Regions from separate parts of the Mus musculus genome. Here region 2 is linked to region 1. Evidence: chromatin loops called from intact Hi-C (ENCODE). Cell type or tissue: heart. All regions are shown on one strand. Links, peaks and the distances in the headings refer to the core of each region. The heading gives the core; the rest is flanking DNA.

Region 1 (10,744 bases), core at 1,181-9,180:
GTGTGTATGTGTGTATGTATATACGTATGTATGTGTGTATATATGAGTTGTTTCTCTCCTTTCATTATGTGTTCCAGAGATTGCACTTGGGTCGTCAAATGTGTGCAGTAAGCACTTTTATCTATTGAGCCATCTTACCAGTCTAATCCAGATCTTTGTCTTTTGGTGACTCTTCCTTATTATTACAGATGTACTTACTTGTTTTTCTGTTAGAAGTCTTTAGAGGAGTAGAACTCATTAGTCTACATTTTGATCATGAAGCCACTGAGGGCTTTGGAGATTGTGTTGATATTATGTAAGGATTTAAAAGTAACCTTTTTTTAAAAAAAAGATTTATTTATTTTATTTATGAGTACATTATAGCTGACTTCAGACACACCAGAAGAGGGTATCAGATCCTATTACAGATGGTTGTGAGCCACCATGTGGTTGCTGGGAATTGAACTCAGGAACTTTGGAAGAACCGCTGAGCCATCTCTCTAGCCCCAAAAGTAACTTTTATTAGCTAGATGTAATTGTTGTCTTGGAGGCTTAGGTTTAACTCAGCTGCTCTGGTCCAAACTCTTCTCTAAGATGACTGATTCAAACTGGCTTCTCTTGGCTTCTGACTGAATTGCTCTGTTTGGTCTCAAACTAACTGGCAATCTGTTCTAATCTGGTTCCTTTTCATTTTCTGGCTTGTTCTGTCTTCACCTGCAACCTGTCTCTGTAAAACTGTCCTTTCCCCCACTCCCTATTGCCTTTCTTTCTGGTCTGTTCTCTTTAAGTTGCCTCTCTTTTCTTGTGCTGTTCTTTTGAGTGTTGGGATTATCCTATCTCTGACTCATTCTATCAGATCTTTCTCTGATTAAGCACTTTGTCTGCCCTTCAATTCAATGTCACTTGTTGAAGTTAGTTCTCTCCTTTTCATGTAGGTCTTGAAGATTGAATTTAGGTTATCAGACTTGGGACAAGTGCCATTACCCAGTGAGCTTTATCTTAAGACACCCCAAACATTTGTTTTATCAAACATGGCTACTTCCTTTTACAAACTAACCTTGCTTACATTGTTTGGGATTAGAGGTGTGTACTAAGGACGCATCTGTATTCCAACCAGAGGTATTAAAGGTGTGTGGACTGTCTATATTCCAACTGGATTACACAGACCTAAGTCTTTGGATGTAATCCCTTGCCAGAGCAGCCATGTTGCTGGATTAAAATTCTTCTGCAGGTCTAAGTTCAGGATGCCAAGTTCATATTAAGTGCCAGCCATGGTTCTAATTGCTTTAAGTAGAGACATCAAAAAAAAAAAAAAAAAAAAAAAAAGCCAGGAGTGCCTTGAAGAGAGAAGTAAAGCAGCTGATAAGCTGTGAACCTAAGGAGTACCCCATGTTACGTATGTGAGGGGAGTACAGTGGAGGAAATCATGCTACAGTGTGTAGTTAGAGTTTAAGGTGTACATAGAACGGCTACAATAAGCCTTGCTGCTAAGTGAGTTGTGAGCCGGATGTGGCAGTGATGAACGTAGAACCTAAGTAGATCCACGGTTCTAAGAACGTTGTAGTTGAGTGAACAGCAGTGCAGACAGAATGTGCAGTGTTTGATGGAGCTGGTCATTCTTGTTGAAGTCTGACTCAGCTCATGACACACTACATCCACTGGGATGTTATGAAGGGAATCAGGTGTGTAGCAGAGATGACATGGGCTAGGGAACTAGGAATCAAAGAAGTGGACTTAGGATGTCATGACAGTAGGATTTGTTAGTAGTTTGTGTACAGGTAGGAGATAGGGGGTAGAGTTACATATGAGAGAGACTCATGATGTAGACGTAACCACTACTCAGATGTGTGTGAGGAAGATCAGGTTGAGGAAGCTGCTTTTCTCAGAATGAGTAGCTGACACATGTTAGAGCTGGTAGTGTGTATATGGATTCCAGCTGTCTTTGAGCACATCCTTTATACTATATCACTTTGCCACTAAAGTGGGCAATAGTTTGCTCCTAGCCTTTATTTCCCCAAAGATTTAAAAATAGAGAAAGAGGGGCTGGAGAGATGGCCTGGTAGTTAAGAGCACTGGCTATTCTTTCAGAGGACCCCTGAAGAAGGGGTCTTCTTAGTGGGGGAAAGTAATGGGAGCAAAAGCCTGGGATTGTAGAAATGACTTGTTAGGTTTCACTGAATTAAAAGTCTTGTCTGCTGGGACTTTTACTGGATTGTACATACTATACTGCCTTAATACAGACAGTACCTTGTGGATTTTAAACCAGATTACATGGGAATTAGGCTCACATTATTAAACTGGATGACAGATTTTTTTATTATAGTCCTAAGACTTAAACATAGAGCATATTAGACCACGTGTATCCAAAGGGTAAATTTAAAAGTGTGTTTCATATCTTGTTTCATGAGGAAATCTTTTAAGAATACTTGTCACAGAAGTAATGACTTTGGCCTTGGGGTATCCAAGCCAATTAATTCACTGGGTGTAGGAATCAGAGCTATAGTGCTGCCTCAGTCTTGATTTCCAGGAATTGGATGAATTCTAGGAGAAACTTAGGAAATTGCTTGCTAAAATGCTTTGGAGAGGGCAATTGGGGCATGGGAACATGTCTTTGAGGCATGCAAGAATACCTGTAGAACCCCAGGGAAAACCAGCTTTCAAGGATGAGATGGTGAAAAGCCAGAAGTTGATGAATTGCTTGTTTTTGAAAAGAAGCACTGCTTATATTGAAATGCTGAGACAGATAATTAGAAATAAGGCCTACACATAGTCTTCGCAATTGCAGACACCACAGTGCCTTTCGTGTGAATGCATATAATTCATGGATGGGTGGGGCTTGTATTGAGCTGGGTTTTAAGCTTCCCATTTACACCTAGGTATGTGGAGAACACACATTTCAGTCATGACATTGTGTTTCAAGAATTATGGCTAGAACATTATAGTCACAGCCATTATAGCTGCCATTTGTGTGTTAGGTGAATTATGAACCTTATTTCTTATGTATGTGCCATAGTATTCATGTGTTGGTGTAGTGTTCCTCACTTTCTACCTTGTTTAAATTGTTGTTTCTTCTGACTAGCAGGCTTTTGAGCTTCCTGGGATTCTTGTGTCTTTGCTTCTTGTCCTGAAAGGAGTGTTGGGAGTATAGATGCTTGTGCTACAAATCTGGGTTTAAAAAAAAAAAGATTGATTTTAAATTCTGTGGTGTGTGTACCTGTGGAATGCAGTTATCTGTGGAGGTCAGAGGCATTGGATTCCTTGCAGCTGTAGTTACAAGCTGTTTTGAGTCGCCTGATGTGGGGTAATGGGAACTGAACTTGAGTCTTCTGCAAGAGTTTATCTTCACCAAGTCACTCTCTTGGGTTTTTTGAGATAGTGTCTTCCTATGTCGTCCCGGCTGGCCTTAAACTCACTATGTAGACCATGCTGGCCTCAAATTCACAGAGATCCTTTTGCTTCTGATTCCCTTGTCATAGGATAAAGGTACATACCACCGAGCCATCTCTCTGGGCTGCACACTTGGCTTTGTAAAGGATGATAGTGAGTTCTGGGATTTGAACTCACTGTTTTTTGGAGAGTTTCTCTGTGTAACCCTGACTGTCCTGGAAACTGTCCTGTAAACAAGCTGGCCTTGAACTCATGCTGAGACTAAAGGTGTTTGCCATCACCATACTGCTGAACTCTCTATTTCTTTTCTTTTTCTCTTTTTCTTTTTCTTTTCTTTCCCTTTTGACAGGATTTCTCTGTATAGCCCTAGCTGTCCTGGAACTCACTCTGTAGACCAGGCTGGCCTCAAACTCAGAAATCCACCTGCCTCTGCCTCCCAAGTGCTGGGATCAAAGGCGTGCGCCACCACGCCTAGCCTGAATTCACACTCTTCATGTGCACACAAAGTGCTTCTCTCCAGCTTTTTTTTTTTTTTTTTTTTTTTAAGAATTATTTATTTTATGTATGTGAGTACATTGTAGCTGTCTTTAGACACTCCAGAAGAGGGCATTAGATTCCATTACAGATGGTTGTGAGCCACCATGTGGTTGCTGGGATTTGAACTCAGGACCTTCTCAAGAGCAGTCGGTGCTCTTAACCGCTGAGCCATCTCTCCAGCCCCTCTCCAGCTTTTAAAGTACTGATTTTATGTTTTCATTCATCGATGAGAAACCGAGTCTCAAGTTAAGAAATTTGCAGAGTTCCTTTCCCTACAGCAGTGCCAACTTCTATAATTCTTTTGATTAAAGCTTAATCTTGAGCATACTCAAATGAACAGGTGGTGGTCATGCATTTAACAGATAGGGGAATAGTGCCATCTACCGAGCTACTTCTTCTAATTTGCATTTCCTTTTTAAATGGATTGACTTGTTGAATACATTATCATTTCTATAATGTTTGCAAATAATATCCAGTTTCTTGTTTATACACACACGCTGAGAGTTTATCTTCACCAAATACTTGTAAATGTCAAACATGGTGATATACCCTGCACTCCCAGCATTCTGAGGATGTGATGGGCAGGAGTGACAGTTTGATTGGATTTATAGTCTTTGAGGAAATGTACCTCTGGGTGTGTCTGTGAGAATTTTTACAGCAAGGTCTAACTGAAGAGGGAGAACTCATCCTGAGTATGGATGACACTATCCCTCAGATTGGAGACCCAGAGCACGAAGGAGAAAGCAGTTGAGTCATGTTATTCATCCTTGCCTATATCTTTCCTCCTCCTCCTCTGCCTCCTCTGCCTCCTCTTCCTCCTCCTCTTCCTCCTCCTCTTCTTCTTCCTCTTCCTCCTTCTCTTCATCCTCCTCCTCTTTCTCTTCTTCCTCTTTATCTTCCTCCTCTTCCTCCTCCTCCTCTTTTAAAATTTATTTTTATTTTACGTGTACTGGTGCTTTGCCTGCATATATGTCTGTGTGAGGGTGTTAGATCCCCTGGAACTGGAGTTACAGACAGTTGTGAGCTACTATGTAGATGCTGAAAATTGAACCCAGGTTCTCTAGAAGAGCATCCAGTGATCTTAACTACTGAGCCATCTTTTCAGAATTTTTTTTTAAAGATTTATTTATTATTATATGTAAGTACACTGTATCTATCTTCAGGCACATCAGAAGAGGGTGTCTGGTCTCATGGATAGTTGTGAGCCACATGTGGTTGCTGGGATTTGAACTCAGGACCTTTGGGAGAGCAGTTAGTGCTCTTAATCACTGAGCCATCTCTCCAGCCCCCATAATTTTTGTTTTTTAAAAAAGGGTCTCACTATGTAGTCCTGGCAGGCCTGGAACTCCCTGTGTAGACCAGGCTGTCCTCTAACTCAAAGAGCTCCACCTGTCTCTGCTTCTTAAGCATTGGGATTAAAGTGTTCAATACACTTGGCAGTTGTCCGCATCTTGAGTATGGATTCATTGTGACCAGCTGCTTCATGCTCCTATGCCTGTGCCTTCCTTCTATGATGGACTGTACCCTTACTGTGAGCCATATTAGACCCTTTTTCCCTGAGTTGCTGCCTTTTTTTTAAAAAAGGTTTATTTATTTATTCTATGTAAGTACACTGTAGCTGTCTTCAGACACCCCAGAAGAGGGAGTCAGATCTCGTTACAGATGGTTGTGAGCCACCAAGTGGTTGCTGGGATTTGAACTCAGGACCTTCAGAAGAGCAGTTGGGTGCTCTTACCCGCTGAGCCATCTCACCAGCCCCCTGAGTTGCTGCCTTTTTAAAGAAATAATTTGCCCCTCCTTTTTCAGATTATGAATAATTGCATCATTTCTTCCTTTCCTTTCTTTCCTCTAAATCCTCCCATGTATCTTCCCTTGCTCTTTTTCAAATTTGTGGTCTCTTTAATTTTTGTTGTTTGTATATGTGTGTTCCTAAACACACAGTACAGTCTGTTTAATCTGCACAATGTTTCTTGTAGTTCTGTGTTACCAGGGCTCAGCTTTGGTATTCAACATAACCAGTTGATGTGCTTTTTTCTATTCTATATTCTCAGCATTTCTTAGTTGCCTTTTGAGTTGCTTCTTATAGGTGTCACAATAGTAGAAAAAAATGGTAAGTCACTCAGTTTCACAGTGAATTTAAGGCTGGCCTGGGTTATACATTCTTGTTCAAAGAACAAAACAAATGGCCACAGTGGGGAAGAGTTTCATTTCCTAGAAATGCAGGCTGCATTTCCTAAGATTCTTACTTTCAGGCTGAGAGAAAAGCAGGGATGTGTTCTAGTTTCCTTCTACTTGTTTTTTGCACATTCTACCATATTAGTTATTTGGAGCAAACAGAGTGTTGTACAGTGGCAAGGAGATGCTTTATTGTCAAATTCTATTTCTTTCTTTCTTTCTTTTTTATTTTTATTTTTTATTCTGTATATCCCTGTCTATCCTGGAACTCTGTAGACCAGGCTGGCCTCGAACTCATAGATCCCCCTACCCCTGTCTTCTGAGTGCTGGGTTAAAGGCATATACCACCACCTGGCTTGAACATTTTTTTTTTATTGATAAGCTATTAAAAACATGGTTGGGGGTAGTGAGGTGGTTCAGTAGATACAGGCACTTGTATCTAATGATCCCAGTTTGATCCCTAGAGCTATGTAAAGTTAGAGGGAGGAAAGAACTGCACAAGGTTGTTCTAACCTCCACAAGCTGGTGTGTACACACACGCACAGGATGGTAATAAACAAATAAAAAGTTTTAAATGTAGAACAATTAAAAATCAATTAAAGATGGTGAAAATGGATATATCATCCATTTTGTATGTGTGACAACAATACAGAAAAGGGTATTTCACATTAGTAGCTATCAGAAAAGGCAGATTATAACTTCAGTGAGGCCTGGCTATGTTAGAACTAAACAGGGTGATACTGTCAAGTGACAAATGTGTGGAACAAATGAAACTCTGCTTTACTGTGAGAGACAATTTGATTTGGAAAATGTTTTTTTTTTTTTTTAACAAGTTGGACATAATAATTGTTATATGATTTAGCAGCCCTCTTCCTGGGTGTTTTCCCCAAGGAAGATGAAAACACAGGCTCACACAGAACTCTCCATTGGAGGATTTGTAGCAGCTTGGTTCCTAGTGAGTGGGAACAGTTCAGATGCCCATTCCTTGGAAAATGAGCAGATTTAGTACAGCCCTACAGTGAAACCAACTTAGATACACCAAGTAGTTAACTGATAATGGCAGACAACAGAAGGGATAAATCTACAAATCAAGGAATACCACCGAGTGATGGTGATTCTGTTTAAGACTGATCCCTGGTGCTGGAGAGATGGCTCAACAGTAAGAGTGCTGGCTGCTCTTCCAGAGGTCCTGAGTTCAATTTCCAGCAACCACATAGTGGCTCACAACCATCTGCAGTAGAATCTGATTATGCAGACAGACTACTCATACGCATAAATTATGTAAATAAATATAATAAAAACCCCCCAAAACCTGAACCGTAAGAGCAGATCTGTGGCTGCCTGCTACTGAGGAGAACCTGTAAAAAATGTAGTGAGGGCAATACTTGGGCTTGGGGAGAAGCCTGTGTCTTCAGTGTGTTGCTCTGTAGCACTGGTGTTTGTCAGAAATCATGGAGCTAATTCTACCCAAGAAGCAAGGTTTAAAAAAAGAGAACAATGGCTGGGTGTGGTAGTAGTATACATTATAATCCTAGTATCTGCCACCAAGTCTGACAACCTTGAATTTGATCCCCTAGGTTCACATGGTAGAAGAGAACAAGTTGTCTTCTGATCTCTACACTGACATTACCACGCTCACCTCTACACAATTACCTACCCACACTCACAAACATGAAAAACAAAGAAATAAATGTTTGCTCAGATTTTTAAAAAAATAGGTTAGCTAACTATCAATCAGCAAGCCCCTTCACTCAGCTCCTGAGGTGGCTTGTGTTCTGGAAGTGTGAGTCAGATCACTCCTTTCTCGCTTATCACAGTGTTTCATCACAGCAACAGAAGGCCATTAAACAAAAATCAACAAAAGAAAATGCAAAAGGGAGAATGTTACTTATTACAAATAAGTCAGGTGTTCTGTGATAATGACATGTGAACAAAGTATTTTGATGCAGTTATATGGTGATCTATAGTAGGTACTTGCTGATAGCCTGTTGGACAGTTGGTATTTGGGAACAGAATGTGATGACAGGTTGATCCTACTTTACATGGTTCATTGTAGAATTGCATCAGGGTATTTTCCCCTGGAGATCACTGCATTAATCTTAGTTTTGGAAGGCTAAAGCATGTTTAAGTCTGAAGATTTGACAGTTGCTTCCGTCAAGTGGCAGTCAGTGCAGTTGTCATTGCCTGCAGTTTTAGTGTGGAATAACCACACACATTATTTTGATTCCTGTTGGATTTAGTGTGTTATTGTTGAAATGCACACAGTAAGTTAGTCATCATTTAAAATGTCCTCTAAAATGTTGCATTATGACCTATTTTCATTGAAAGGTTAGCATAAATGCAGAACAGCACAAATACAGAGTCAGGGCGTGGAGTTGGGAGCTGGATTTGGTGGTATACTCTTGTGACTGCACTAGTGAGAGTTGATGGCTGAAGAGTTAATGGTTTGAGGCCAGCCTGGGCTACATGAGACCCTGTCTCAATGCTTCAACACACTTTAGAGAAAAAAGAAAGGAAAAAGGTGAAATATAAATGTAAAGAATGTTTCTTATGTTAGAAAAGTCTTTTAACAGATTTTAAATAAAATGCCTTAAAACATACTGTAGATTGCTTGCCTAACATGCATGAAACCCTGGGATTGATCCCAGTTCTGTGAAACAGATACCAACCTAACTTTCAGTTTTTCTGCCTTCAAGATCCTCTCTGTGAACACCTGGTTTAAATATCAAGCTTTATAGTCTGCGCCTTTTCCTCAGTGTTATTTTAATGCCCTTTTGCTGTGATAAAATATGCCAACAAAAGCAGTTTAGGGCAGAAAGGGTTTCTTTGTCCTATAATTCCAGGTTACAGTGCATTATTGGGCAAGAACTTGGAAGCAGTTAGTCACTTACATTGGAGAGCACTGAATTAATGTATGTATGCTAGTGCCCAACTCACTCTTACAGTGTTTAGAACTCTTTGCCTAGGAATTGTGCTACTCAGAGTGGGCATCTTCCCACCTCAGCTAAGCAATTATGATATTATCCCTTAGACCTGTCCTCAGCACAGCACAATATAGACAGGGCCCCCCACCCCCACCTCCACACTCCCCCATTAAGATTCTTTTCCAAGGTTCAGTTAGCTGCCTCCCTTGTTTTTGGTTTTTAATGTAGTCCTAGCTAGCTTGGAATTCCCTAAGGTAGAACAGACCAGCCTCAAACTGACAAAGATCCTGTTGGCATTCCTTCTAGACTCCACCCAACAGTTATCTGGCTGTAGCCTGGTAGGCCTGGCTTGCTATTGGCTCCTCCTTGCTCTCTGCCCTTTTCCTCTCCCTATCCCCATTTTCACTCCCCCCTCAACCCCCCCCACTTCATGTGTTCCTGTTTTCCCCCTCCCTCCTTCCCTCCCTCCCTCCCTCCCTCCCTCCCTCCCTCCCTCCCTCCCTCCCTCCCTTCCTCCCTCTCTCTCTCTTTCCCTCCCTCTCTCCGTCTTCTCTGTCTCCATTCCCTTCTCAACTCCCCTTCCCATGACTGAAATAAACCCTATTCTATGCTCTACTTGGTACCTCGGGTAAGGGATGCCTTAGCATGGGCCCCGCCTCCCACCTCTACCAAACATGTCCTGGTCTTTTTCTAAAACAGATCCTGATTTCCACCTCCCAAGCTCTGGAATTAAAGACATCTGTCGTTATGCCTGATTCTGGAAGCTTTGTTTTTTTTTTTTTTGGTTTTCCAAGACAAGGGTTTCTCTGTATAGCCCTGGCTGTCCTGGAACTCATTCTGTAGACCAGGCTGGCCTTGAACTCAGAAATCTGCCTGCCTCTGCCTCCCGAGTGCTGGGATTAAAGGCGTGCGCCACCACTGCCTGCCCCCCCCCCTTTTTTTTTAATCTTGAAAACGGTTTTTTCATTTATTGGAGAAGACTCAGGAAGTAAAATAGTAATGCACTTTACCTCAGAGAGTATTTGTTGGCAGCAAGGATGTTTTTATAACACCAATGAAGTAATTGTCAAATAAAAAAAATTCTCATGCTACATGATGATCTCTATTATTATAGGCAGAGTTTTGAGCCTGGAGGGTAGCTACTGGACGTTCCTCTACCTCTGTACTGTAAATTACACAGAAGGAAACCTACTGGGCAGGGCTTTCAGTCTTCCTCAGTTGCCACCCTTTTTTATATGCTGATCTTGGAATCTACTTTACCCTATTTCCTGTTTTGCCTGTCTAAATTGTGGCAGCTGACCTATTCATGTCTCTTAACAGAGGTTCTTCCCTCCATACAGGGTCCTTCCAATTCATCCTTCCTTAGTCTCCTCACTTGGGATAGGTTTCTCTGCATTGTCTTTTTATAGCATTGATAATAAGTTTGAAGGATATAGGTTGTTTTTAGGTTTTTCCCTTATTTTGGGTTTATATGATGTTTTCTGATGATTGAATCAAAGTTTTAGCATTTCTAACAGGCCTGTCATAGAGAAGAGACTGTGTCTTTCTTAGGGTTATGCTGGTACATGGAACAAGTTTTCTCTTTCTGCTTCTGCTTGAGGGCATATGTCAAACAAGATGTTCTCTCTGGAGCTAAAGATACAGCTGTGCTGCCAGCAACAGCCTGAAGAGTTCTTTTTAGAGTCTACAGCTCTTTAAAGTTGAGAGTCTTGACTTCACCACAGGAAAGAATTTCAGGAGAA
Region 2 (10,744 bases), core at 1,164-9,163, 87 kb before region 1:
CCCTACAGAAACCAAAGGTCTTGGGACCCTTTCAGGCAGGGCAGTCTGCCTAACTACTCATAGGACCCAAGGGTCTCAGGCTGGGCTGGGCTAGCCTGCTCACAGACAGGTATTCATCAGAACCTGGTGCCACTGTGCTGTGCTGACCCTTACAACAGGAACTATCTGGCTGGATCTTTGACACTCTCCCAACCCCCAAGGCTCCAGGAACTGGCTACTCAGTTCCCTGTCACATGTCACCATAGGAGAAAATGCAGTCATGACCTGGCCACCTGCCTACCTGGCACGACATGCTTCTAGATAAGAAACATGGCACACCCTGCACCAGGAGTCAGAACAGTGAATTCTGAAGGAATGTGAGTAGCCAGTAGCTGGCCTGTGGACAAGTCTGCACTCTCCACATCTGCCTTGATGTGCTTCTTCTGCAAAGAGACCCTGGTGGCCTGAGCGCTCACTGCCCAAGCCACAGTCAACAGGCTTCCACTGGATTCTTCACAGACAATAAAGACTGTTTCTGGAAATAGTCTTTGGAGTGGTTTACCTCTGTGCCCTTCACCGACTCACAGCATTGCTGTCTTGCTGAAGGGATGCCCCAGTACCAACAGTACACCACAACTGGAGTGCACTGCCACCAAGACAAACAATATCAACTGTCACGGAGTCAAGTCCTGAGACAGTCACAGTTTCTCACATCACTTACATGTCTACAAGCACAAATAAGCCAAGGCTGTGTAAGGACAGGTCCCCAAGGCAGACACAGAAAGTATGGCTTTCCCAGGAATCCTCGAACACCTGGCTTAGCAGTCCAGTGGCAAGCGGGGGAGATGGTCAGACCTGGCTCAAGTCTCAGCTCCTCACTTAGTACCCAGGCCACTCAGCTGATGGCTCTGCCTTTGGGACCCCAGTGTCCTCATCTTCAACCAGAAGATAACTGTCATCACTGCCTCAGAGACTGTCAGGAGGGCCAAATAAAAGAGGGAAGAGACCTCTAATACAGTCTCACTGCCCAGAGCTCTACCCTGGGCTACAGACACTGGTAAGACAGCTCTACCCAACCTACCCATCCACTGTGGGCATCACCACCATGACCCGCCCACTTACAGCCTCAGCGTCTTCACTTATAACTCCCCTATCCCAGGAACCCCTGAAATGGAACCTCTGTCTCCCCTCTCCCCAAACGTGAGCAGGTTGCCGCAGCCTGTACCTTTCTACTGCTGCAGCTTGAATTTTGTCCCCCAAAATATGTGCCCAAGTCATATAGCTACTGTTACTATGGACAAGATCTTATTAGAAGAAGCATCTGCAGGGAGCTGGGGAGACAGCTCAGTTGTTAGTACACAGACTTTACTACTCAAGCATGAGGACCAGAATTCACTCCCCAGCACCCAAGTAAAAAGCCAAGAGTGGGTGTCTACACTCAGAGTCCCAGTGTTGGGGAGGCAGAGAGAAGCAGATGCGGGAGCTGACCATCCAAGCCTAGCCTGATTAGCAAGCTCAGGTCCTAGTGAAATTACCCCATCTTGGAAACAAAACAAAACAAAACAAAACAAAAAGCCACTCATGGTGGCATGCGTTCAATCCTAGCGTGCAGGAGGCAGAAGCAAGTGGTTATCTGTGAGTTTAAGTGCCAGCCTGGTCTACATAACAAGTTCTAGGCTAGATCTTCATAGTGAGAGCCTGTCTCAAGAAAACTACAACAACAAACAACAACAACAACAAAACACCAGTGGAAGAGAAGGAGGGAGGGAGGGACAGAGGGAGTGAAGGAGGGAAGGAAAGGGAGGGAGGAAGGAGAAGGAAAAGGAAGAGGTGGTCTACTTTTGTACTGTGGTGAAGCCAGTGGACTGCAGTTATGACTGATGTCACCCAAAGGTCTATCCTTCAACACCACCATCACACCAAGAAACTATTGGAGTTCGTTCAGCAATCATGAAACTATGAACGGCTTCAAAATGGAGCCATTGATGGGGCTGGAGAGGAGGCTCAACAGTCAGAGGACTTGGGTTTGGTTCCCAGAATCCTCATGGCAGCCTGTAACTGTCAAGGAGTCGGTTCCAGGGGGTCTGATGTCTTCATACTGACCTCTGAGGGCTCCTTAGAGTATGTGGTACACATGAACTCACACACACACACACACACACACACACACACACACACACACACAATGTCCAGTGGGCAGTGAGGTTTCTTATCTCATACAATGAATTTACTCAAAAAAAAAAGTCTCATTAAAACGAGAAAGGAACAGGCTGGCGAGATGGCTCAGTGGGTAAGAGCACTGACTGCTCTTCTGGAGGTCCTGAGTTCAAATCCCAGCAACCACATGGTGGCTCACAATCATCTGTATTGAGATCTGACGCCCTCTTCTGCTGCGTCTGAAGACAGCTACAGTTTACTTGCATATAACAATAAATAAATCTTTGGGCAAGAGTGAGCAGAGCCGGAGCTCTATTCCCAGCAACCACTCACAATCATCTGCACAGCTACAGTACACTGTACTCATATACATAACATAAATAAAAAATAAAAACTGAGAAAGGAGCTGCAGAGAAGGCTTTCATGGGCTGGAGAGATGACTCAGAGGTTAAGAGCACTGACTGGTTTTCCAGAGGTCTCGAGTTCAGTTCCCAGCAATGAGATCTGGTGCCCTCTTCTAGTATGTCTGAAGACAGCAACAGAGAAGGCCATAGTTGCTTCCAGAGGCTAGAGAGATGGCTCAGTGGTTAAGAGTAGGTACTATTCTTACAGAGGACCCAGATTCAGTTCCCAGCATCCATGTTGGCAAGTCACAGCATCTTGTAACTCCAGCCCCAAGGGATCTGATGCCCCATTATCTGCACATACCTACCCACACACTTAAAGACTGAAAATGTTGTTTTTCAATTGAGAGAGCTAGGCTCAGAGAGTAAGAATGCTTGCTAGCCAAACAAGAGGAGCTGAGTTCAAATCCCCATCACCACGTAAAATCTAGACACGGCCATATCCACTGTTATGGGGTGGAGACAAGTGAATCCTGGAACCTCCTAACCAGCCAGTCTGGGGGAAAAAATGAGGTCCATATTCAATAAGAGACCACATGTCAAAAAATAAAGGAGAAAGGATGGAGGAGATGGCTCTACAGGCACTGGGCACCCTGCATGGTGTACAGACATACACACAGGCAAAACACCCATGCACATAAAACAAATGAATAAAAAAAATGTTTAAGATGGGCGTGGTGGCACACACCTTTAATCCCAGCACTCAGTAGGCAGAGGCAGGTGGATTTCTGAGTTCGAGGCTAGCCTGGTCTACAAAGTGAGTTTCAGGACAGCCAGGGCTATACAGAGAAACCCTGTCTCAAAAAAAAAAAAAAAAAAAAAAAAAAAAAACCAAAACAAAAAAAAAAACAAAAAATAAAATAAAAAAATAAAAACATATGTAAGGTGGAGAACAAGACCACGACACCCTCTTCTGGCCTCTATAACAGGAACACCAGCACTCGCTGCTTCCTGTCATTGCCGATGCCATAGGACAGACAGGGGAACAGAATCTTTGTATTTTGAGAGCTGGCAATCTGAGGAGCCAGCAGAGTGACATCCTAAGAAGTATGTCCCACCCCTTTCCAGCTGGCAGATCATCCAGGCCACGGGCAACAAAGGAAGCCAGCTCAGCCCCACCCCTCCTATTAGGTGGTCAGCCACATTTCTGGGGCTCTCTCCTCATTCTCTTTGCATTCTTCCGTTATTTTGTAGATGTTGGGATTCAGGAACTTCTTGACATACCGAGCTGTAATTCTGGGGTACTTTTCTGTGCCTCCTTAGTGCCCACTCTGGGGCCCTGGGCTGGAAGGAGTTAACCCAGGACAGACAGACCATGGCCATCATTGAATGCTAAGCCAGAAATGCATGCATCTGCTCACTTCTTCCTACAGTGTGGAGAAGGAATGGCTTTATAATGTGAAAGTGTCTGTCTGTTTCTCCTTTCCCCCATCACCTCTAGACAAGAGAGGGAGCCCGGCAGTGGTGGCGGGTGCCTTTAATCCCAGCACTTGGGAGGCAGAGGCAGGCGGATTTCTTAGTTCGAGGCCAGCCTGGTCTACAAAGTGAGTTCCAGGACAGCCAGGGCTATACAGAGAAGCCCTATCTCAAAAAAACCACGAGAGACAGAGAGAGACAGAGATACAAAGAGAGAGAACTCTGCTGTTCTCAGTGAGGTTTCAGAGGGAGCACGTTGCTGTTCTCAGGTTCGCAATGCATGATTCACCATTCCCAGGTGTGACAGTTTGAATGAAATGTCCCCTGCAGTCTCTGGCGCGTGAACACTTGTTTGAGGAGTCTTAGGAGTTGTGGCCTTGTTGGAGGAAGTGTGCCACTGAAAGTGGGCTTTGAGAATTTAAAGATGCAAGCATTGCTAGCTGAGTCTCTCTGCTTTCTGCTTGCAGTTTAAGAAGCGAGCCCGCAGCTTCTTGCTCCTGCCGCCGTGCCTGCCTGTTGCCACGCTCCCTCACTGTGCTGGTGATGGTGACGGTCTCCTCTCCCTCTGGAACCTTAAGCACAAGTAAATCCCTTCTTTCTTTAAGTCATCTTGGTGATGGTGCTTTATCACAGCAATAGAAACGTCACTAATTCACCGGGACGCAAGCACGCCTAGCCTGCTCCCTATAAAGAACTGCACTGTGGTCTTGCTAAAGGCTCAACAAAGCCTGATGCCCTGAGTTCAGACCTTACATGGGGAAAGGACAGAGCTGAGTCATGCAAGTGAATGAACTGGGTAATTCATTCACTAACTAATTAAGTGGCAATTTAAAAAGATGCGCTTGTCTTCTGACCTGAAGTGAAATGTGTCAGGTGATCTCCTTGAAGGACTTTAGAAGAGGTTTTATTCTTAGCCTGAACATGGTGGTTGGTTACTTTGTAGCATTGGGGAGTGGATCTAGGGCTTTGTGCTTGCTAGGCAAGAAGTCTTTTTTACTTTTTATTTTGGTCTCACTAAGATGTGCACCATCATTCTGGCCCAGCTGGGGTTTTGAAGGATGGTTAAGAGTTTGACCACCTGGTCTCCGTGTCTGGGTTCCTTACCCTAACCATGTATCTCCATTTGTCACATGTATGTTAAGCAACTTCTGCAGGTACTTGGTTGTCAGAATGTAGCCCCTGTGGGTAGCATACCTCATTCGTCTCTGTCTATCTCACTTCTAGTTCCTGGTGGTCCTGACCCAGTCTCAGCCTGAGTTTATGCTCCATACAGGTTTGTGAGTCAGGGTTTTTCTAAGTGTTGGTGGGACTTTGGATGAAGGCTGTCAGGAGAGCAGAGGAGACAGTGGGGTCCATTGTGTGCTCTCTCCCCGGACACCCCCCCGCCCACCCCGTGTGTGTGTGTGTGTGTGTGTGTGTGTGTGTGTGTCCCGCCAAGAGGCAAGCCCTTTGTGTCCTGGCCTCCAGCCTTCCACCTTCTCCCTGGCAGTGACAGCAGTTGCCAGCAGGGGGCACCATGTGGCTGCCTGGGAAAACAAAGGCCGAGTGCCTCACCACAGAGTCCCAGGAAGTGGCTGGACAAGGTTTGGGAGCTGAGCCCTGAGCGGACCAGTCCCCAGGGACAGTACAAGACAAGAGCAGCTATGATCTTGAGAGTCACCGTCTAGGAGCCACCTCCCAGGGTCATAGGCAGTGCTACCCATGCTCTGGGGACTCTGGCTGCCATACCTGCTCCAGGGGGCTCAGGCCATTGAGGAGATGTCCGGAAAATGACTCCTCAGTTAGGCCTCTGTTGGTGAGCAAACGGCAACAGGGCAATGCAGAGAAGGGTCCTGAAGTACTCCAAAGGTGGTCACAAAGCAGGCCTGAGAGGAACTGGGAACTCGTCAGAGGTCACCCTGGAACCCAGCTCTCTCTGTGCACTCTTCTCATTGGACCATTCTAGTGAGGATGAAGTCAGACAAAGTCCAAGGATTGCTTGGGGGCGACACAGATGAAGCTAGACCAAATGCCCCACCCCTACCCCCAACACCCACCCGAGGAACTATATCAGGCAACTGGGACCAGAAAACACCCCTTCTATTCCACCTTGAAAGTTTCTCTAGAGTATGACACCTGTGCAGAGATGTGGCCTGCATCTCTATGCAGGGCATAGGAGTCCTTCTACTCTATGCTACCCAGTGGTCCTGCACGGGGCATTCCAGGGCTTCTAAACAGTCAGTGACCATTCCAGTCCTGGCTCTGTTAAAGGCGACCATGAGTTCTTGGCATTCTTTATGGAAAGGTGCTCCAGAACAAAAGACTAGGGCTGGAGAGATGGCTCAATGGTTAAGAGCACTGACTGTTCTTCTGGAGGTCCTGAGTTCAAATCCCAGCAACCACTTGGTGGCTCACAACCATCTGTAATGAGATCTGATACCCTCTTCTGGCGTGTCTGAAAACAGCTACAGTGTACTTGCATATAGTAAATAAATAAATCTTTAAAAAAAAACAACAACAACAAAACCAAGATCAGAAGAGCGTGTGAGAATCCACAAGGTTCTTGTCCCTGGCCTGTGCTTGCAGAAGGGCAGGTCACTGTTTCTCACTGTTTCTCAGCCACCATGTGCAGACATCCAGCTACACACAGCTTCCTGGGCTGGGCTCCAGCCAGATTGGATCTGCCCCCTCCGATGCCACCAAGCCCAAGCTACCAACCACCCTTGCATTCTGCTCAACCTACAGATTCGAGGACTTTCACTTTTACTAGAAAACTTGTGGCCCATGTGTTCTTGGGGAGACTGTTTAACTCAGCAATGTGTCTCCTCATTTTAAAATGGGAGGGTATCCACCTGCAGAAACTTGCTGAGAGCTGCCACCAGCAACTACTCTTTTTTCTGGTCTTGCCTCCTGCAAGGCTGACTCCTACCCTATCCTGTGACTGGACCCCACGTCCTGGGCAATAGAGCAAGGAACATGGCGGTCGTGCACAAAGTCCCTTACTAGAGAGCAAGTACAGAGTTCCAAGTCTAGGTGGTTCCTGGCCTTGTTTCCTCAGGGACATGGTGATGCCAGTGAACTTATCTCCTTTCCAGAACCTGCTCCCGGCGTTTCAGGAAGTCCCACTTCCCTAGGGATGGCGAAAGTGCATTCCTATCCTACCCTGAAGGGCAAGGAGACAGCTCCAATTGTGCAGAGCCTGGAATGCTCTCTGGCTGCAAGCCTGCTCCGTGGAGTGGAGGACATCTTTCCCTACTCCCATGACCTGCTGACTTGGGCAATCATCCTGTCCAGTCTGACCTGGACTGTCCAGCCACTTCCTCACTGTAGGGAGAGTGTAAGATTTTAAAGTCCAGACCTTGGGACTGAAGAGAACCCTACAAGGTAACTTAAAGAACTTCTACCGGATCCCTGACTTGTCAGACGTGACAGACACATGGCTTTGTCCCACCCATGATCTCCCAAAATGAGCCATGTGGAGCAGGAGCACACACAAACTGGGCTGGAACGGGATGTTCAGCCCAGACTACACACCATGCAACACACACACACACACACACACACACACACACACACACACCAATCAGCCCACCCTATGCAACCAACCTCCTGTGCCCCCAGGCTGGCCTAAGAGCACAGGGCTGCAGGCTCCAGGAGAGGCTGCTGCTAGTATTGAGCAAAGTGGCTAGGGCACAGATGAAGTCACAGCAGGGGTGGGTGGCTTCTGGGAGTGACTTCAGGAAGCTGGTTGAAAGGATGGAATCAATTTTTCTTTCAAGGTGGAAAAAAAAAAAAAGTGCCAGGAAGGCAGGCAAGGCAGGAAGAAGCCAGACAAAGAAATGCAGCCGGTACTTTGTAATCAAACCGCAAACAACCTGCAAGAGAAGCCCCACCCCAATCCAGCAAGACCCTCACCAAGGTCAGAGACCAGGAAAGTGAGGAGGGGCGGTGGGTGAATACCCGCCTATATTAGGTCACATTCTCTTGCAGGACCAGGGATCCCTATCTGGACCTGAGAGCCTGAGTCCTTTATGATGAGAACAGGGACACAGAGAGAGTGGGTGAAGGCTTGCCCCCAACATGACCCAGACCTTTCCAGTCCTTGACCTACCATAAGTCTGCCTTTGCATCCTTCTCTCCACAAATGTTGGAAGGGACCAGGCCCTTGCTCTTCTTCTTGGCTGCTTTCCAAATTGTGTCTGTCACCGTCGCAGCGGGGAAACAGATGGCATGTGTAAATGAGACTCTGGAAGGACTTTGGCGAAGGGACTGTTGGCAGGACTGAGTGTCAACTGAGGAGGCAGCACCCCAGGAAGAGAGGCCACCCAGGGTCGCCTAGGCAGATCACAGGGAGTCTAGTGCTTGGTTTTCCTTTAAGGGATCGCGGCTTCTGCATTCACTCAACAGCCTCTCCAGAAGTTGGAAGCTTGGGAATAAGTCCAGGCTTGGGGGGAAGAAGGCAGGCAGGTCAAGTGTGTGGACAGCTCCTAGCCTGGGGTTTAATGAAGCCTGGAGTTCAGCAAAATCAGTCTCCACCCAGCGAGGGCGTGTGCACAGAAGGTGTTTAATGGCATGGATAGAATACAGGAGCAGGGGGCTGGTGAGATGGCTCAACAGTTAAGAGCACCGACTGCTCTCCCGAAGGTCCTGAGTTCAAATCCCAGCAACCACATGGTGAGGTCTGATGCCCTCTTCTAGAGTGTGTCTGAACACAGCTACAGTGTACTTAGATATAATAAATAAGTCTTTTTAAAAAATACATGAACGTGTTCTCTCACTGAGAGAAGGAGAGGAGGAAAATAGCTCTTTGAGGTGCACTGTCCACCCACCATCACAATGACACTGTAGCCTTCATTCCAGGCAGGCTGCAGCAAGAGGAAATGATTGGGTTAGACCAGGTCCTAAGGGTAGGGCCCTGATCCCAGAGGATGTGTATCCTTCTGAGAAGAGATGACAGCGTTCAGCCTCTCTACCATGTGAGGACACAGCGACAAGACCTTGAGGCAGGAAGCAGGTCTCACCAGCAACCAAACCAGTAGGACCTTGGCCTCGGACTTACAGTCCCCAGAATTGTGAAGAACAGATGTTTGTCATTTAAGCCATTCGGCCTGAGTACATTATCGTGGCAGCTGGAGCTAGTTCAGGGAAGGAAGAACCGGTCAAGGTGAGAATGGCCAAGAGAAACACTGGTGCCTGGGCTTTGTTTCTGTTGCAGTGATAAAGTATCCTGATAAAAAGCAACTTAGGGGAGAGGGGTTTATGTGACTTACACTTCCAGGCCTCTACCCATTATTGTGAGGGAGTCAAGGCAGGAACTTAAGGTGCCATATTCACAGTCAAGAGCAGAGAGAATAAACACACGTACACTTGCTCACTTGCTCTCACCTAGCTTTCTCCTCTTATACTGTTTAGGGTCCTTTGCTAGGGAATGGTGCTGCCCATAATGGGCTAGGTCTTCCTATACTTACTAAAGACCAAGACAGTCCTCCACAGACAAGCTTACCAGCCAACCTAATCCAGATAATTTGGGACTGGAGAGGTGGCTCGGTGGTTAAGAGCACTGGCTGCTTGCTCTTCCAGAGGACCCAGGTTTTGTCCTCACACCCACAAGGAGATTTAGAACTGTCTGTAAATTCAAGTTCCAGGAAATCTAGTGCCCTCTTCTAGCCTCCACCAGTGCCAGGAAAGTAGACAGTACGTAGGTAAAACACTCATACGCAACAACAAAAAAAGTAAGTAAATGTTTAACAGCCAAGAATAGTAGGGTATGCCCTTAATTGTTAGCACTCAGGAGGCAGAGGCAGGCAGCTATCAGTGAGTTCAGTCAGCCAAGGCTACAAAGTGAGACCGTGTCTCAAAAGGTAAAACAAACAAATGAAACAACCAATTAGTTCTGACTCCATGTTTCAACCACAGCCTGGGCCTGGATTTAGAGCTCCCTGGGTACCAGGCTGTGGGAGCTCTTGGGTAAAGGACAATGTCTAGCCAATGGGCACACTCACACGCGCGCGCGCGCACACACACACACACACACACACACACACACACACACACACACACCCCTTTGCCTCAAAGTCACACCTTGTGCCCTCGACTCTCTCCAGGACTCACCTAGACTCAGTCTGGCCACTCTGAGGTCACTGCCTTTGTAATGTCCCCTGAGTGACAAAATGAGCTCGTAGTAGCTTGATAGCGTCTGCAGGAATCATGTCTACGCGTGACCTTGGAACATGACCTTATTTGGAGCTAGAGACTTTTCAGCTGCAGTGACGTAAGCTGAGACCACCCTGGATTCTGCTGTCCCGGTGTGAAGAGGAGAGACACAGAGGAAAGGTGAAGTGCGAACCAGAGTGACAGCCACAGTCTAGGAAGGCCCCGAGCCTCTCAGAGCTAGAACAAACAGAAGAACCGTCTCCCGGAACCTCAGGCTGGAGGGAGGCCCAGTCCTTTGCCTCACAGAGAATAAATTTCTGTGTTCAGTCTGTGGTAGTGACTTTTTTTTTTTTTTTAACAGCAGCTGTAAAAGCAATGTGTGGCTCAGGTGATTTCCTGCTTTGACTCCATTCTCAAAACAGCACAAAGTCCCAGGTTGAGGGCTGTGCAGTAAAAAGGGAAGGGTGGGTCTGAGGAGAGAGGCTCAAACCCTTCCCCTACAGTGACTCTCCCTCGCTTCTCCCTGAGGCCCGTGTCTGCCTCACATGGCACTTCATTCACTGGCCTAAAAGACTTTTTTTTTGCTTAAAATGTACCGTCCTCACTTGGGTCCACAGGTGACTGACAGCAGGGTGAGAGGGTGGCCTCTATGCCTG

What was found. A loop is a pair of places that touch in the nucleus more often than their neighbours do. Peaks named below come from ENCODE experiments on the same cell type or tissue, not always from the same donor. Only the 100,000 strongest peaks of a DNase experiment are listed, where the experiment ranks them.
Region 2: it touches region 1 in a loop (4-fold over the local background); 13 of 42 quality-filtered maps call a loop at or near these places.

The regions. Positions count from the first base shown.
Region 1 is chr15:73,380,818-73,391,561 of GRCm38, reverse strand. The region is part of intron 2 of Ptk2 (PTK2 protein tyrosine kinase 2); the gene reads left to right. Among named protein-coding and RNA genes, the nearest start is that of Ptk2, 37 kb to the left of the region's middle. In heart, for the core only: a CTCF peak has its summit at 4,288; no DNase peak of the experiment used is centred there.
Region 2 is chr15:73,467,687-73,478,430 of GRCm38, reverse strand. No RefSeq gene overlaps it. Among named protein-coding and RNA genes, the nearest start is that of Dennd3, 40 kb to the left of the region's middle. In heart, for the core only: CTCF peaks have their summits at 2,661 and 5,473 (motif pointing right); DNase peaks (open chromatin) are centred at 5,440, 7,100 and 8,210; H3K27ac peaks cover 1,639 bases.